2 separate regions of the Homo sapiens genome follow, and region 2 is linked to region 1. Evidence: chromatin contacts called from ENCODE Hi-C or POLR2A ChIA-PET data. All regions are on one chromosome and are shown on one strand. The core of a region is the stretch at or near the end of the contact, and the rest is flanking DNA. Distances in the headings are between cores, read along the strand shown.

Region 1 (4,365 bases), core at 257-2,756:
CTTGCCTTGCTGAGTGAGGCCAGGCTTGTCGCTCAACCTCACATGCCTGAGTTTCCTAATCGTCAGGCCAGAGACACGCACACTTACCCTGTCCTCCCCGGTCCGGGGCCCAGCAAAGGCATAGCAGTTGTGCTCCGTGTTAAACATGCAAATGGAGCCCCCAGAATAATCACACTGAGCACCAGGGCTTAGCTCAGAGACCAGGGACTCTTCTCTCTAAATACGGCTCAATTCTTCTGCAACATCTAGACCACAGGGGCCTGGCTTAGTGATGTGGGATTCTCAGCATCCATGACAAATGCAGACTGAATGCTGGTCAGACAGTCACACAAACGTATTAAAATGCTTTACCTCAGCTTTATTGGGATACAGTTCACATACCACACAACTCACCTATTTAAAGTACGGTTCTGGCTGGGTGTGGTGGCTCCTGCCTGTAATCCCAGCACTTTGGGAGGCCAAGGCGGGCAGATCACCTGAAGTCAGGAGTTCAAGACCAGCCTGGTCAACATGGCGAACTCCTGTCTCTACTGAAAAAAATACAAAAATTAGCAGGGCATGGTGGCACACGCCTGTAATCCCAGTTACTCAGGAGGCTGAGGCAGGTGAATCACTTGAACCTGAGAGGTAGAGGTTACAGTGAGATTGCACCACTGCACTCCAGCCTGGGTGACAAAGACTCCATTTAAAAAAAAAAAAAAAAGTGTACGGTTCTGGCCGGTGCAGTGGCTCCTGCCTGTAATCCCAGCACTCTGGGAGACCGAAGTGGGAGGATCTTGGGCTCAGGAGTTTGAGACCAGCCTGGGCAACATAGTGAGACCCCATCTCTACAAAAAAACTTAAAAATTAGCCAGGCATAGGCCAGACTCAGTGGCTCATGCCTGTAATCCCAGCACTCTGGGAGGCTGAGGCAGGTGGATCACAAGGTCAGGAGTTCAAGACCAGCTTGGCCAAGAGGGAGAAACCCTGTCTCTACTAAAAATACAAAAATTAGCTGAGTGTGATGGCGGGCGCCTGTAACCCCAGCTACTCGGGAGGCTGAGTCAGAGAATTGCTTGAACCCGGGAGGCAGAGGTTGCAGTGAGCCGAGATTGTGCCACTGCACTCCAGCCTGGGTGACAGAGTGAGACTCCATCTCAAAAAGCTAACAACAACAACAAAAATTAGCTGGGCGCGGTGGCACATTCTCGTCATCCCAGCTACTCAGGAGAATGAGGTGGGAGGTCGAGGCTGCAGCGAGCCCTGATCGTGCCACCGCACTCCAGCTGGGCGACAGTGAGTCCCTGTCTCACAAAATAAAAGCAAATAGAAAGTGTACGGTTCTATGGTTTTAGTATATTCACAGATACGTACAATCACCTTGGCCCAGTTGGGCTCTAGAATAAAGTAACCATAGACCGGATGCCTCGTCAACCACAGAAACCAATCCTTCACAGTTCTGGAGGCTGGAAGTCCAAGATGAAGGCGCCCACAGTTTCTGCGTGGTGAGGGCCACCTCCTGGTTCACAGAAGCGCCTCCTCGCTGTGCGGTCATGTGACGGAGGCCGGAAGGCAGGTCCCACAGCCTCTGGGGAAGGAGAGCCCAGAGTAGCTGAGGAACTGGGGTGCCCACACCAGCCTGCTGGGGGCTTCAAATGTTCTTTTAGGAGTGACAAGGGAATCGACCTGCCCAGCTCTGCAGCCCTGGGGGCCACAGAGGACCGGGGCACAGCCGGCGCCTCTGCTCAGGGCTCCGGCCTCCATCTCTGGGAGCGAGCACCCGTGGATGCCTCACTCCACCCAGGGTCACTGTCGCGCAGCAGCAGCTTTCCAGAAGGCAGCCGGCCATTGACGAGTGACCAGGCGGAGACGGTGAAGGCCAGAAGTTCCTCCAGAGGCCGCGTGCCAGCCCCTCGCCTGTGAGGGGGGCCTGGGTCTCCGGGCTCCCCAGGACGGTGCTTCCTCTTGCAGCTGGGCCTGGAGGCCGGAGAGGGTCATGTGAGCCCTCCTGGGCGGGCGGTGCCTCTACGGCTGTGACCTTGAGCAAGTCCCCCTCCTCTCAGGTCTCGGTTTCCTAGGACATGGAGTGGGGACGGAGGTGGTTCCTCACCTCACGAGATTGCGGAGGCACGTGAAGCCGATGGTCCTGAGCTTCTGGACAAGTGCCCAGCCCAGAGTAAGCGCTTAGCAAATCCGAGTGATTCGGCGGCACCACTGAGCCTCGGTTTCCTCATCTGCAAGACAGGGTTACGCTTTCCTCACAGGGAGGAGGGTTCCGGGGGGTCATCAGGCAAGGCCCTCAGCACAGAACCGCCAATAGCTAACACCTATTATTGACCTTGTTGTAACAGGATGATAAAATGGTTTTCTTGACTGGGCGCCACGGCTCATGCCTGTAATCCCACCACTTTGGGAGGCCAAGGCAGGAGGATTACTTGAGCCCAGGAGTGGAGACCAGCCTGGGCAACATAGTAAGACCCTGATCTCTACAAAAAATAGAAAAAATTAGCCCAGCGTGATGGGGCATGCCTGTAATCCCAGCTCCTCCGGAGGCTGAGTCAGGAGGATTGCTTGAGCCCAGGAGTTCAAGGCTGCAGTGAGCTGTGATTGCACCACTGCACTCCAGCCTGGGTCACACAGCGAGACCCGATCCCTGCCCCACCCCCCACCGCCCAAAAAGCTTTTATTTGCTGCCCCAATTTTAGCTGAGACTTTGAGAGGACAAAACAATACAAGGGGTGAGGTCCCCCACCCCACAGGCCATCTTGCTGGACATGCTTTGAGGCTGTGCAGCGCCGTGGCCGGCATCTGTCCCGGGCCCACTTGGTATAAATGAGGCAGATAGATGAGGTGGGTGGAAGAAAGGCCCCTGGCCGAGCTGCTCATGTGGACCACGTGTCCCTTGGAGGGTGGGCTGCCTCCTTCCTGGTTGCAGCCTGACCGAGGTGGGCAGCCAGTGCCTAAGGTTTGATCCGTGTTAACCGCAATCACTGTCATTGGACTCATCATCAAAAGCATAGGTGCGGCCGGGTGCGGTGGCTCACGCCTATAATCCCAGCACTTTGAAAGGCCGCGGCGGGTGGATCACCTGAAGTGAGGAGTTCGAGACCAGCCTGGCCAACATGGTGAAACCCCATCTCTACTAAAAATACAAAAATTAGCCAGGGTGGTGGCAGGCTCCTGTAATCTCAGCTACTCAGGAGGCTGAAGTAGGAGAATTGCTGGAACCCGGGAGGCGGAGGTTGCAGTGAGCCGAGATTTCGCCATTGCACTCCAGCCCAGGCAAAAACAGCGAGACTCTGTCCCAAAAAAAAGGCATAGGTACATGTGGCTCCTGGAGTCAGAACTGTGGCTGGCCGCCTGCCTCCTTGGCAGGCAGTCACCTTCCCGGAGCTGCAGAACTTTTTCATCCTACAAATCTGAAACTACACACATTAAAGGACAGTTCCCCCTTCTCCTCTCTTTCCAGCCCCTGGCAGCCAGCACTCCACTCTAAGAGTTTGCCCTTTTGGCCGGGCGTGGTGGCTCACGCCTGTAATGCCAGCACTTTGGGAGGCCGAGGCGGGCGGATCACGAGGTCAGGAGATCGAGACCATCCTGGCTAACACGGTGAAACCCCGTCTCTACTAAAAATACAAAAAAATTAGCCGGGCATGGTGGCGGGCGCCTGTAGTCCCAGCTACTCAGGAGGCTGAGGCAGGAGAATGGCGTGAACCCGGGAGGCAGAGCTTGCAGTGAGCCGAGATCGTGCCACTGCACTCCAGCCTGGGCGACAGAGCGAGACTCCATCTCAAAACAAAAAAAAAAAAGAGTTTGCCCTTTTTTTTTTTTTTTTTTTTTTTGAGAGGGAGTCTCACTCTGTTGCCCAGGCTAGAGTAGAGTGGAGTTCAGTGGCGCCTCTCAGCTCACTGCAACCTCTGCCTCCCAGGTTCAAGTGATTCTCCTGACTCAGCTTCCTGAGTAGCTGAGATTACAGGTGCCTGCCACCACACCTGGCTAATTTTTGTATTTTTAGTAGAGACAGGGTTTCACCATGTTAGCCAGGCTGGTCTCGAAATCCTGACCTCAGGTGATCCACCCTCCTCGGCCTCACAAAGTGCTGGGATAACAGGCATGAGCCACCGTGCCTAGCCTTGAATTTCTCTTAAGTCTTAAGAGTAGGAGCAGGGGAGGTGATGTTGCTCAAACTCTTTTTTTAAAAAAACAGCTTTTTTTAGGTATAATTAACATATAATATGTAAAGTGAACAATTTTTTAGTTTTTAAGAGATAGGGTCTTGCTGTGTTGTCCTGGCTGGAGTGAAGTGGTATGATCGTAGCTCACTGTAGCCTCAACTTTCCAAGCTTAAGCCATCCTCCTGCCTCAGCCTCTGGAGTAGCTGGGACT
Region 2 (4,416 bases), core at 1,560-4,059, 190 kb before region 1:
GACCCCAGTGGCATCAGCACCCTTTTAGGAGTGCAGAGAGATGAGAGGAGGAAGTTCTGTTACTCCATCGAGTGCCCAGAGGCTGCAGTCACTTACTCTGAGGGCGGAGGCTTGGTCCTGGCCCATACGACAGATCTAAGACGCCCTTTTCTTTGCCAGCCTTGTCCTGCCCTCCAGCTGCTTTCAGCGTCGGAAATTCCTCGGGAGAGAAGGATAACAGTCGGCTTGAGCCCCTTAAACCTGTCAAGAAGACGGGGTAGACATGGAGGAAGTGAGATGGAGTCAACAGTCGTCTGCTTCCCAGCTCCACACCTTGAAAGCCGTGTTGCCTGGAAGTGGGCTTTTGAAGGGAGTCTTGTCACAAGGGTGCTCTGTGCTGGCAGATGCCACGAGGGTGCTGAGGGTGGCAAGGGAGACTGCTGCTGACAGCATCATGCCCCTTCCCAGCTGACCTGCAAGGACCAGTGCCTGCTTACAAATGGAAAGAGGTAAGACATCACAGCCGCTCCAGGCCACAGCCTGCCCCAGCAGGGAAGGTTCTACTGACTGCCTGGGGCCACAGACAAGCACAGCCTCCTATAAAATCAGCCCAGGGGAGGCCAAGAAGGCAACTGCTTTCCTGTGGAGGCAACACCTACAGAGTGTGCTGCCATCCCTGCCCCAGTCCACCCCAAAAGGATTAAGATGCTGCTTTTGCCTGGCACAGTGGCTCACACCTGTAATCCTAGCACTTTGGGAGGCCAAGGTGGGTGGATCATTTGAACTCAGGAGTTCAAGACCGGCCTGGGCAACATGGCAAAACCCTGTCTCTACCAAAAAATACAAAAAATTAGTCTGGTGGCGGGCGCCTGTAGTCCCAACTACTCAGGAGGCTGGGGTGGGAGGATCACTTGAGCCCGGGAGGTGGAGGTTGCAGTGAGCCGAAAACGTGCCACTGCACTCCAGTCTGGGTGACAAAGTGAGACCCTCTCTCTAAAAATAAAAAAATAGGCCAGGCGTGGTGGCTCACGCCTGTAATCCCAGCACTTTGGGAGGCCGACGCGGGCGGATCATGAGGTCAGGAGATCGGGACCATCCTGGCTAACATGGTGAAACCCCATCTATACTAAAAATACAAAAAAAAATTAGCCAGACGTGGTGGCGGGCGCCTGTAGTCCCAGCTACTCGGGAGGCTGAGGCAGGAGAATGGCGTGAACCCAGGAGATGGAGCTTGCAGTGAGCCGAGATCGTGCCAATGCACTCCAGCCTGGGCAACAGAGCGAGATTCCGTCTCAAAAAAAAAAAATAATAAAATAAAATAAAATAAAATAAATAAAATAAAATAAACAAATGCTGCTTTCTACCATCAAATGTGGTAAGATCAGGTGGAAATTAGATTTATACACATGAGTAACTCCTCATTCACCTGTCCTTCCGCATTTTGTACTAAGTTCCTTGAGCCCTACAAGGCCAAACATTTCACTCTTATAATCCTGGGAACAGTTTATTTCTTCATTCTTTCATTCATTCCTTGACATTACAACCTGCTTTAGAGAAGAAGCCTTTCCTAATGTTGTTCCCTTACACAGAAAACTTAGCACAGAGGTTCTGCCACCATTTTTGGATGAACAGATTAAAAATGGCACGTCTTTTGATCTGGAATATGCAGCACACTCCAGACAGGAGCAATCTAGGAACAGTGGCGACACCACACAACAAATGGCCCCCTGTGGAATGCCTTGTTCCCTATACAGCTAAACCCAAATCTTCCCCTAAGTAGTTTAAATTATTCTTAGCACCACTGATCCACGGGCCTGTTCACTAAAGCCGACTGTGCCGGAAAGGCGCGGCTGGATCACCACACAAGCACGTGGCAGCAATTCGCTTGCCACTCCCTTAGTAAAAAGGTCCAGGGTCAAATAAACCTGACGGTAAGACTGGACACCATTCACCAATGACCAGCCAGAGATGGACTCTAAGTGTCATGAAGGAGCTCCAGTGCTCTGTGAAGGGGGCTCTGACTCAGAGTCGCTTCATTATGGTAGAAGGTCACTGGCAAGAATCAAATAAAAACTGTATTTTTAAAATACAGTATCACCAGCCTGGACAACATGATGAAACCCCATCTCTACAAAAATCACAAAAATTAGCCGGGCATGGTGGTGCATGCCTGTAGTCCCATCTACTTGGGAGGCTGAGGCGGGAAGATTGCTTGAGCCCAGAAGACTGAAGCTATAGTGAGCCAAAACTGCACTACTGCACTCCAGCCTGGGCAACAGAATGAAACCCTGCCTAAAAAAAAACAAACAAACAAACAAAAAAAAAGGTAGATTTGAAATTAGGAAAAAAACCAGCACCTGTCCAACATTGCTGTTCCATCTCTTTCTTCTGCTTCGAGAATCATGAATATATTATTGTAAGCATGAATTAATCTTAATAAGGATAAAGGGTAGGAAAAAAAAAAATCTCACACCAAAATACCAGTATTCATAAGGTCCCAATGTTTTATGATGTTCACCTGCCATCTGTTCTCTGCCATGAGAAACTGAGGCAGGAAAGTCAGGGGGCTTCTTCCGAGGTCACAGGCTGAGCCACTGGTGGGGCAGCAGCTGGTATCTGAGCCTCTGACCTCTGCCCAAACATGCAATCAGGTCTCCTGGGTCTGTTTCAGGTGACCTATCAACTGAGTCTATCAATTCAGGAAAAGTCCTTTTGAATTCCAAAGAGTCATGAAAACACTTGTGGGCAACACCCTCAAATCCCCACACTCCTGACAGTGTCACAGATGCATGACTCTAGCACGAGAGGGGGAACTGAAACTGACTTTTACACTTGGCCCCCACCCTGCCCAGTGTGTCGATTCTGTGGGCTGGCAGGTTTCTGCCTGCAATTATTTTCTTTGTTTTTTTAAATTTTGTGTAGAGAAAGGGTCTTGCTATGTTTTTCAGGCTGGACTTAAACTCCTGGGCTCAACCAATCCTCTCACCTTGGCCTTCCAAGTAGCTGGGATAACAGGTGTGTGCCACCACGTCCAGTTTAAAATTATTTTCTCCATCAAGCTTTATTGTGATACAGTTACATTACCTACATTTTTTATAGGTAACACAGTGACATGGTTCAGAAGTGAACACCATGTAAAGGTAGACACAGAAGCCTTCCTCTCACCCCTATGCCCATTTGCCCCCTTCTGACTCCCTCAAAAAAACTGGCAGTTTTCTGTTACCTTCTGGAGATTTTTAAACACATATACATCAGTATACAGATGGGTGGCTTTTAAAACATGCATATACAACATTTTTTAGAAGTGTATTTTTTCTCACTCCCATTTTTCTGTTTTGTCCTTTAAGATAGGGTCTTGCTCTGTCACCCAGGTTGGTGTACAGGAGTGTGACCACAGCTCACTGCAGCCTCCACCTCTGGTGCTCAGGTGATTCTCCTGCCTCAAGCCTCCCAAGTAGCTGGGACTACAGGTGTCTGCCACCACACTTGGCTGATTTTTTGTATTTCTTGTAGAGACAGGGTTTCACCATGTTGCCCAGGCTGGTCTCGAACTACCGGACTCAAGCAATCCTTCTGCCTCAGCCTCCCAAAGTCCTGGGATTACAGGTGTCCAGCCCTCACCCCCATTTTTTACACAAATGGTTAAGATACTATACATACCATTCTGTACTTTTTTTCACCTGAAGATCTTGCCAAATCAATAGAAAACTTCTGCTTTTTTTCTTTATAGCCAAATCACATTTCATTAAAGTACCATAATTTTACAGGCATTTCAAGGGACTGTTTGCAATCTTTTGCTATTATAATGTTGCAGTGAATAATCTTATGCGCAAGTCATTTCACACACGGGCGAGTATAATTTGTAGAGCAATTTCCTCAGGGTGCACTTGCTAGGTCAAAGGGTATTATGTGTTATTATTTTGCCAGGCAGCGCCAAACTGGCTTCCATAGGAGTTGGGCCAATTTATACAGAAGTTTTTCTTTTAATTTTTGTAGTTCTTTTTAAATAAAAATTAATATATTCTATCTATTTTTAAAAATTCTAACCTTATGGAGGTTGCAGTGAGCTATTGTGCCACTGCACTCCAGCCTGTGTGACAAAGCAAGACTCTGTCTCAAAAAAAACAAAAACAAAACAAAAAATTCTAACCTTACAGAAATATAAGATATGGAAAGCCAAAGAACCAGTTACAAGTCCAGTGAATGCTCTTCATAAAGCATCTTCAAAGACCCTTTTGAGGTCAGGCACGGTGGCTTACGTCTGTAATCCCAGCACTCTGGGAGGCCAAGGTAGGAGGATCATTTGAGCCCAGGAGTTGGAGACCAGCCTGAGCAACATAGTGAGATCTCGTCGCAACCAATCAATCACTCAGTCAATCAATTAATCAATAAGCCAGGCGTGGTGGTGCATGCGCCTGTGATCCCAGCCCCAGCTAC

What was found. Hi-C counts contacts between places; a loop is a spot of excess contacts on that map. ChIA-PET counts read pairs that join two places held with the same protein, here RNA polymerase II (POLR2A). Pooled maps may share reads with other maps.
Region 2: a pooled map shows a loop between it and region 1 (2.2-fold over the local background). The contact joins two enhancer-like sites. A Hi-C loop is called at or near these places in 1 of 50 pooled maps. POLR2A ChIA-PET finds 5 or more read pairs at or near these places in 3 of 52 experiments (activated B cell, activated CD4-positive, alpha-beta T cell and activated CD8-positive, alpha-beta memory T cell).

What each region holds. Positions count from the first base shown.
Region 1 is chr9:131,249,897-131,254,261 of GRCh38, reverse strand. No RefSeq gene overlaps it. Among named protein-coding and RNA genes, the nearest start is that of FAM78A, 24 kb to the left of the region's middle. RefSeq lists enhancers at 1-380, 1,576-1,625 and a silencer at 1,332-1,648. Within about 2 kb of position 1,506, at least 19 of the 41 ENCODE cell types and tissues checked have a DNase peak (open chromatin) inside an H3K27ac peak, as active enhancers do.
Region 2 is chr9:131,440,009-131,444,424 of GRCh38, reverse strand. It overlaps PRRC2B (proline rich coiled-coil 2B), which reads right to left. Exons shown (of 32, transcript NM_013318.4): 6 at 97-240. Among named protein-coding and RNA genes, the nearest start is that of SNORD62A, 43 kb to the left of the region's middle. Within about 2 kb of position 2,809, at least 3 of the 41 ENCODE cell types and tissues checked have a DNase peak (open chromatin) inside an H3K27ac peak, as active enhancers do.